Regions from separate parts of the Homo sapiens genome. Here regions 2 and 3 are each linked to region 1. The links are chromatin contacts, found by Hi-C or POLR2A ChIA-PET in ENCODE. All regions are on one chromosome and are shown on one strand. Each heading gives the region's core, a stretch centred on a gene start or an enhancer-like site at or near the end of the contact. The rest is flanking DNA. Distances are from core to core; before and after follow the strand shown. Region 1 has its middle 170 kb from the start of RBMS1. Region 2 has its middle 210 kb from the start of TANK-AS1. Region 3 holds the start of LINC02478 (long intergenic non-protein coding RNA 2478).

Region 1 (2,821 bases), core at 234-2,733:
AGCTTCTTGGTTTGAGACTGTCTTGTGGAGAGAATGATTGTACCATTGACAGAGATAAAGAAGTCAGGAAGAGATGCTGGTTTAGAGGAGGAAAATGGGGAGTGTGATTTTTAAAATATTATGTTGGAGTGGAATATTGGATATCAGTAAAAATATTCAGAAGGTAATTAGGGAGAGAGGTCAGACTTGGATAATTTAAATATGGAAGTCAACAGAGGACTGAAGGATAAAGAGAATTAACATAGTTTGGTTAAGGGGGAAACTGATGAAGAAGAGTATTACAAACAAGGAGTGTCCCCAGTAAGGACTAACAGAGTTAGGGAGGCCTAAGGGAATCAGGGCTGGAAAGTCCACTAGGGCGGGCGATTAAGAGGTCAACAGTTCCGGTAAAGTGGGCAGTTGAGAATAGGTTTCTGGGGTGTGGGAGAAGAGGCTGTAACCCATTAGAGGTAGATGGTAATGACTATTTGCTTAAAGAGGTATCAAGAAGAACAGGGAGAAAAAATATAGGCAGAGTAGTACCAAATGGCCATATGTTTTGGGACGTAAAAGCAAAGAAACTGGAGGAGAACTACACACACACACACACACACACACACACACACATATACACATATATATGTATGTATGTATATATTAAGTATCAGGATTCTTAATATAGACATCTATATCAATAATAATTTTAAAAGTTTGAATGAATATTGACATTTTTATCAGTGGATATATTTAAAAGAAAGCCAGTCTTCAAATAAAAATGAAGAAGCATGTGTTTCTTGCCACTCAAGAACAGAGGTCCCGATCTAGTACCCTATAGGATGAATCTGGCTCACAGGTAAAATATTAAATACATTATGCAAAGCACAGCATTTTAAACTTTTTGACTGAATGCCATAGTCCCCATCACTCCCTGTTGTCCCATAGTCAGCCTGCATCACTAGTTTGTCACCAGCCAAGCTCAGACGGCTTCTGTGTGTGTAGCCCCTGCTGTAAGTCTTTCTAATGGTAAATCTTAAAAAAAAAAGGAAAACGTGAAAATAACTCAATAATTCCAGGCAAAATATCCTGAGTTTGTCTGAGTATATTATACTTTTTTCTTAGCAAATTGGGTCCAGTGAATGTTATTTGTAGTTGTTGTTGTCTTCTGAATTATCTCAATGGGTATTGCTCCCCCTCCCCAGGCCCTCTTAGAGGACTGATTGTGGTTTGAGTGCTCTCACCCTTGCATTTGCTATGTGCTCCTGTTTGCTTGAGTGTTTCTTTTATCCAGTTCTGTTTAATTACCATGCAAAACCCTCTGTTGAGCTTTTAATTAGCAAGTTATCTCCGTCTGAAGACTGGAAACCCTGGGCTCTTTCAGCATATATTAGACAGCTAAAATATGAAATTAAAGAAAACAGAGTTTTAGCCAACAGAAACAAGTGACTCATTTCCTTGTGAAAACACACAAGGTTTATGTTACTCTGGCAACGATATTCCAGAATAGCATCTCTCCCCTCCCCTGTCAGAGCTTTTATGTGTTTCTGTTACAGTCTGTGTTCCACAGTGACCTAATGTTGAACCAAGTCACTTAGTGATTCATCAGACACAAGAGAACTGTGCTTTCATTTAGATAGCTCGTCCTATGTCCTTTTGACCAAAGGAAGAAAAGTTTACTTTGTATGAAGAGAGGAACTGTAAAAGAGATATAAAGAACTCTTGACTGAGTGCTGTCTTAGGATGTAAGTGTGGTCCTGCTGTTACTTTAAAAACACCACAACTGGTTCCAGTGTGTTAGAATTCTAAGAGCCTATTTTTCTAGACAGCTGATTAAATCATAATGTGCAACCTGTATATGTACCACGTAGGGAAATGAAAATTCAGAGACCCATTGCAGAAGACTCCAGATGTTTCTTGGGACTCACATCGTGGGAGGGAATATCACAGTGCTTAGGGTCAAAATTTTAACCCAAACCACTACAACTCTCCAAAGCAAAAATGTGTAGAGCAAAAACAGTTGAACTAACTCTCTCTTCTAGGTTTTAAATTCTCTGAGGTACTTAAAAGGAAGTGAGGAGAACCTTCAATTTATTAAGCTCTTGCTGCTGATGTTATTTAAAAATTATGGTCTGAATGGAATGATGGTTTCAGGATTTTAAGTTTAGATACTCTCTGTGAACAGCTTTATACTTTCATTGAAAGGGCAGTAAATTTTGTAGCCATTAGAATGCAACGAACTAAAAATTATGGGTGTATGAAGATTTTTAGTTTCTCTCTCATACTTACCACCTGTCTGCAAAAGAGAATTTCAGGTTTGTTCAGTCATTGTTTTTTCTCTTTCAAAAAGTGTCTTTCCATTTCTCCTGACTTTGAAGAGAAAGAATAGAATAACAGGCAGAGAGATTCATTGGAATAGTAGGAGGATGAGGGAGAATGATTTAGTGTCAATATACATTTTATTTCCCATTTATATATAATGTCAATTTGTATAATGAGGGGCTAGAAGAAGAAAAGTAAGTGGAAAAATAATAGAAAAAGTCATGTAGGTTGAAGGTAGAGGAGATTTTTTGGAGATTTGAGAAAGGTCCAGGAACAGACATTATATATGATAGTGTTGGGTGGAGGGGAGAAAAAAGAGGATTTTAAGAATTGCTGAAACTCATGTGTCTTCATCATAGTGTTCAGTACATACAAGAAAAGGGCTTCATTTATTTTGAAATTAAATTTGTTTGCAAGGACTGTATACTTTTAGCCATAATACTGCTCTGAGACTGAACCACGTGGATTATGGTATTATAAACCACAAAAAGTATTATTATTTGAAAATTGCTTGACAAAATTCTGA
Region 2 (2,846 bases), core at 226-2,725, 290 kb after region 1:
ATCGCAAGGACAAAACACCAAACACTGCATATTCTCACTCATAGGTGGGAATTGAACAATGAGAACACATGGACACAGGAAGGGGAACATCACACTCTGGGGACTGTTGTGGGGTTGGGGGGTGGCGGGGAGGGATAGCATTAGGAGATATACCTAATGCTAAATGACGAGTTAATGGGTGCAGCACACCAGCATGGCACATGTATACATATGTAACTAGCCTGCACATTGTGCACATGTACCCTAAAACTTAAAGTGTAATAATAATAAAATTTTAAAAGAAGAAAAAAAAAGAAAAGAAAAAAATTAAAAAAGACATATCTGCCCACTTTTTCACGTTTTTAATATGCTTTTTTTGTAGAGAAACCTTCTGTTTTTCACAAGGAAAAAGAGTTTTCAACTTCTTACTTTCTATTTGCTTTTAGTTTTTTGTTGTTTTTCTTGTTGTTGTTTTGAGACACGGTCTCACTCTGCCACCCAGGCTGCAGTACAGGGATGTGATCATAGCTCATTATAACCTTGAATTCCTGGGCTCAAGAAATCCTCCTGCCTCAGCTTCCCAAGTCGCCAGGACTATGGGCATGCACCACCATGCCTGGCTAATTATTTTTTATTTTTTACCTTTTGTAGACAGGGTGGTCTCCCTATCTTGCCCAAGCTGATCTCAAACTCCTGGCCTCAAGTGATCCTCCCTCCTCGGCCTTCCAAAGTGCTGGGTTTACAGGTGAGCCACCTCGCCTGGCTTACTTCCTTCTTTAAGTAGGAAGGCATTGGAACAAATCCTTGCTACCACCACTAGATGGGTGAAATTGACCCAAGGCCTCGATGTCCTTGAGTCTCAGTTTTGGTGACTAAAATCCTTACCCTTCCCACAGGAACATCATGGGGATGGGCGTGGGAAGAGAATATACTGTGAAAGATGTAACTACTACTGTTATTATGGTTTTGCTTAAAGTAGACTATAAAAGAACATCTACCTAAAAGAAGTGTCTGGTACATCATCAATCTACAGTTAGTCTGTTCACATAAGCTAATGCTATCAATTCTGCTGAAAAACCCAGACAGGACTGGTTTTTCCGTGGCCAACCTTTCTCTAGTCTCCATGATCTGCCATGTCCTATTTCACTCTCTTTATCATTAAAAACTGTGCTCATTGATACAATATTTGACTCTTTCCTGCCTTTTAAAAATTCAGCACATGAATGAATCACCGAGTTAGAGAAACAGATTAAAGGAAAAGCTAAAATATACAAATGTACCCGTTGCAAGGTCCTGGCAGTAAATTTTCAAAATAGCTCTGTGCAACGGACAGAATTAACTTTCCCTTTATTCTTCTGGCAGTATGTCTCTGTAGAGTCTGGCAGAGACATTTAACAGAACAAAATGAAACTTTATTTTCTCCTTGTATTGGTCTGATGCTGTCAGCCCGAGAGTCTTTTGGAATGCCCCGGTGCACTCCAAATGGGCTCTGTGAGCTCACAGGAGGCAGGAACAATGGCCTGCAGACTGCTGAAGTGGGCAGTGCTGCAACCTGGAACCACACCAGCCCTGCTGGGAAGGAAGCCTGTCCGTTTATCAAACTGACAGCAAGGCAGCAAAGGGAGCAGCTGAAGCATCCTCTGCCAAGGACGAGCATAATGCAGAAAAATACGTCATTGCTGCTGGTGAATGAATATATTCTGGTTCAATTGGTGGACCATATCACCAGTCAACTAAAGTAATGGACAGTAGAGAATGACCAAGAGTTATGTCCTCCAAGTAAAGCTGAAAATAGGTTTACCTGAAGTGAGTTATTGAGTTGGAGTCAGACTTGCTGGCCTCATATAAGGAATAGAACGCTAGTATCTTACTTGTATCTCAGAAACTATTAAAAGCTTTGCCCTAAGCGCACCCAAGGCCTTTTCCAGATCATGAGTCAAATTTCCCCAGCTTTTGATTATGGTTTAAACTATACTGGCAAGAGGCTGTTACTGTTTAGATAAATTTCAAATAAGCAAAGCCTTAATATCGGAGATGCTACGACTGCCTCTCCAAAGGGTGGCTTAGTATGTGTTTTAAACAGAATACAAAACATTTGCATTATTTCTAGTTCCTATTTCACCATCACTACAAAATGCCATTTGCCTGGGAAAGCCAATATTACTACTGAAACACTGAAGGCAGAGTAACATACTGTCATTCCTTCTTTGCATAACATGCTTTCCTAGTATCAAATACCTCTCATTTATAGCACTATCACTATTGTAATTTTACATTAATTTACTTATATGATTATTTGAGCAATGTTATCTCTACCACCAAACTATAAACTCCAGGAAGCCAGGCTGTGTCTCTTTTTGCTCACCTATTACCATCCCTGATGCAGAACCAAAACATCTGTAGAATGACTATTATTTAGCAGGGCCATTATCAATGAGTTTGTATTAGTTACCCACAATGTGCTAAGAATTGAGTAATATAAAAAAGAACAAAGAGCTTAGGCTCTAGTCTTGAGAAGTTTACATTCTGAGATTGTTCCAGGTTACAATGAACTCCTAAGCACCCACACACCCCACCCCACCATTCTCTGTACACTTATTTCCTGCTGCATTTGTCACTTCTAGCATACTATACAATTCGGTTTTTTGTTTTTTATTAACTTCTGCTGCCTCTCATTAGAATGTCAACTCCAGGTGGCATAAGTTTTTTTTATCTGTTTTATTCATTGATGTTGTGCAAGTTCCTAATAATTGTACTAAATGATCATTTCTTCCTCTTGGAAATACTTCTGTATTTCTGATCTGGTCACCTTTCCTTTGCTACCTTATCTCCTATTACTCTGTCCATCACTCACTCCATTCCAGCCA
Region 3 (3,093 bases), core at 587-3,086, 390 kb before region 1:
GCCTGTGTGCCCCGACAGGCTAAACCTCCGCCCAGGGGCTTCCCGATGTCGGCTGCAGCGGGTCTGGGTTTTCGGCCTGCAGAGCTCGCGTCTGACGGCTGAGGAACAAAACACCCTCCCTCTAGCGGCTCAAGCGCACACACCCTCTTGCCTTCCGCAGCCACCGAGCGAGTCACGGGAGACACTCTGGAGCCATTTTGCGGGGCTGGAATTCCTTCGCCCGGCGGAGCTCGGCGCGCACCCGTCAGCTGTGCCGAGGACCCTGCGCCCGGGGGGCCCCGCGGCCACGTGACCCCCATCTGGCTCTCGGCCTGGACTGAGGGGGCTGAGCTCATCGCGTTGCTATTCGAGGGGCAGAGACTGCCTGGCCTTCCTCAAATCCTGAGCTCCCGGCTCTCCTCCCTCCCCCACCTACTTGACATCTCAGGCTTTTTGTGGAAGGGGCAGGGCGATTGAGAGGTCGGTGACCTTTGTCCCAATGGCGCTGGCTCTTTTCCTTTTTGGCTACCCTAATGGAATGAGGATATAATCAGTCATATCTTAACATTCATTGAGCCCCGGCTCAGGCTGGGAGGCACTGCCTTTCTCCTAGTGAATTTTAAATCAGTATTTGTGGGATTTAAGCTCCAGCGGATAAACCTAGAGCCACTGGCCATGAAGGGTGTGGCAGTGGGGTGAAAAACGGGACTCCCGCCTCCACTCCCTGGCTTTCCTCATTCCAGCCACTATAGAGGGGAAAATACGTAGACCACAGAGCAACGGCCACACCCTCTTTCCTCTCCTCCAACCCCAGAATTCCACTTCAGTCTCAGAGCTTTCAGCTAGGTGGGGTTTATCCCCAAACATGCCACAACCCCTCTAGTTATATGGGAGCGGTAACTGTGAACCACCATCGCTGGCTTGATCCTCCCTTTTCCGTGGATTGGTGCTCCTGAGTATGTTTACCGGTTTCAGTACATAACACAGCCAGATAGAGGGCCGCGGACTTCAGCGGCGAGAAGCTACAACAAAAATAGGGTGAACAAAAACGAAGGTGCCCAGGAGCCTGAATTGCATTTCTTTCTTACCTTTGGTCATAGAAAGGAGCACTTAGGTGTTTGGCTGGAACGCAAAGTGAGACCAGAGCTTACATTCTTAGCAGCCTGGGTTTGTCTCGAGAGGCCATGCTTCTCTCCTCCCTGACATTTTGCTCTCAGAAGCACCAGTTAGCATCAGAGGAATGTTGTTTCCTTCTCTGAAACAGCCATCAAGTACCAGCGATTTCTTGGCTCCGGCAAGTTAAGTGCTCTGACCCCTCCCTTATCTAACTCACCCCGCACACCATCCACATGGCAGGGGACGCAGCCAGAAATGGAGCGGACTGCATCTTTTCCTTGCCCACTCTTTTTATCACCATGACAGAGCCACTGGACACCAGGAAATAAATACTGAACCACCACACTAAAACGTTTACTCCACTTTGGGCAGAAGGAGCCTATTTTGCATATTAAGTGCCTCCTATAAAGCAGTCAAGTGAGGGAAAGAGGAGTTCTCGCTCCTCCGTGAATGCTGCACGGGAGCCTCCAGTCGGGAACAGCTGAACAGGTAGCTCTGAAAGAGGACCTTGGTCATAAACGCATAGATAAGATTATCCCGAGGTTCTCGCCCACATGCTTCCTTACCACAGGTGGGAGGGCTGCTGTTAGGCTGTCTTCCTTGCTGAGCATTGACAAGCAATGAAATAGTTGAGGCGTAGCAGCAAGAAAGGAGGAAGAAAAAGGGCCTGGTTTTTTGGTCTTTAAGAACAGACCACTAGTGGTGTATTTTGGGCTGGATATTTGCTGAGCCGACCGTTGACGTGCTGAGCTGACGGTTGACGTGCTGAGCTGAGGGTTGACGTCTCTGGTCATTACACAGATTTAAATAACCAGCAAAAGTGGGGTGGAAAGGTTTTTCCAATTGTTTTCAAGGAAATGTATTTTGAGGATATATTGAATCTGACATAACTTTCAACTCACTTTCAAACCAATCTACTGAGCTGAAGAAAGAGATCAGAAATGAAATGAAATTCTGATATACACTTAATCGACTTAAAAAAAATTGACAGGAAAAATAAAATTTCAGATGTTTTTTATTCAAAGGTTCTCAAAAGAAATAAAACAGAAAAGCTAACAATCTGATCAAATGTACAGTTCAAAAATGTCTTTTGGCGTTTAACAACAAGTCCTAGGAAAGAAAACTACAGAGTTATCTTGAACCGGACAAATAAGTTACCACTGGCAAGTCTGTGGCACTAGTAAAACAAAAATAAAAAATTAACTCTCTTGATCATATAGATATCTCTATGAAAATCTTTTTTTTTCAATCTGTACAAAAGGTCTTTCTTCATAAATTAATTTTTTTATAATTTAATGGCTGTCTACTATGTGATGTTTAACTGATTTTTTTTTTTTTATGTACAGAGGTTATGTTTCCCAAATCTTACCCAGACGAGTATGGCACTTAGTTCAGACATTTCTAGCAGCAGATTTCCCCTCCCCTCTAACCGAGCTATCAAATTTCTGTCTTAACTAATGCAAAAATATCAAGTAGTGAGAGACCCAGGTTTATAACTGTACTAGGTACACAGAGGGTGCTGCGTTCAGTCTGGACTTTCACAAAGCAGTAATATTCCAGGGAGCATAGAACCAATAATACCACAACTTTAAAAAAATGAAACAAAAACAAAAACAAAAACACATTTCTCTTATGACTATGTAATTTTCACTAGAATCTACACTTCTCAGAGCAGCAAGGACTTTTGAAACTATGAAATGTCACTGACATCTATCATCAAATACAAGCATAAAATTTAAGAACTAAAAAATACTTGAAAGAAATAACTGCTTAGCCCTAGCTCCTGAGCTAGGAGGATTTGGTCTGTGGAAACAGGGAGGGCCAGCAACCTGTCCCAGCACAAAAGAAAATAGACTCTGAGGTAGATAACTGATCATACACAGCTGACCAGACAAGTACACAGTTTTGGAAGACAACTTAATTTACCATTGCTTTTAAAACATATGCAATTGCCTTAATAAAAGAGCTTTAATAACAGTGAATTATCTTATATGTACT

What was found. A loop is a pair of places that touch in the nucleus more often than their neighbours do. ChIA-PET counts read pairs that join two places held with the same protein, here RNA polymerase II (POLR2A). Pooled maps may share reads with other maps.
Region 2: a loop to region 1 is called in a map of ascending aorta, with 1.8 times the contacts of the local background. The contact joins two enhancer-like sites. A Hi-C loop is called at or near these places in 2 of 168 maps with a recorded cell type or tissue (ascending aorta and prostate gland) and 2 of 50 pooled maps. POLR2A ChIA-PET finds 5 or more read pairs at or near these places in 1 of 52 experiments (WTC11).
Region 3: a loop to region 1 is called in a map of sigmoid colon, with 3 times the contacts of the local background. The contact joins the promoter of LINC02478 here to the enhancer-like site in region 1. A Hi-C loop is called at or near these places in 3 of 168 maps with a recorded cell type or tissue (ascending aorta, naive thymus-derived CD4-positive, alpha-beta T cell and sigmoid colon) and 12 of 50 pooled maps. POLR2A ChIA-PET finds 5 or more read pairs at or near these places in 2 of 52 experiments (CD4-positive, alpha-beta T cell and endothelial cell of umbilical vein).

Annotation. Positions count from the first base shown.
Region 1 is chr2:160,665,033-160,667,853 of GRCh38, forward strand. No RefSeq gene overlaps it. Among named protein-coding and RNA genes, the nearest start is that of RBMS1, 170 kb to the left of the region's middle. Within about 2 kb of position 1,484, at least 7 of the 41 ENCODE cell types and tissues checked have a DNase peak (open chromatin) inside an H3K27ac peak, as active enhancers do.
Region 2 is chr2:160,951,182-160,954,027 of GRCh38, forward strand. No RefSeq gene overlaps it. Among named protein-coding and RNA genes, the nearest start is that of TANK-AS1, 210 kb to the right of the region's middle. Within about 2 kb of position 1,476, at least 13 of the 41 ENCODE cell types and tissues checked have a DNase peak (open chromatin) inside an H3K27ac peak, as active enhancers do.
Region 3 is chr2:160,270,059-160,273,151 of GRCh38, forward strand. It overlaps LINC02478 (long intergenic non-protein coding RNA 2478), which reads right to left and starts at 1,837. Exons shown (of 2, transcript NR_103775.1): 1 at 1,662-1,837. RBMS1 (RNA binding motif single stranded interacting protein 1) reads right to left here. Exons shown (of 14, transcript NM_016836.4): 14 at 2,093-3,093. RefSeq lists an enhancer at 45-654.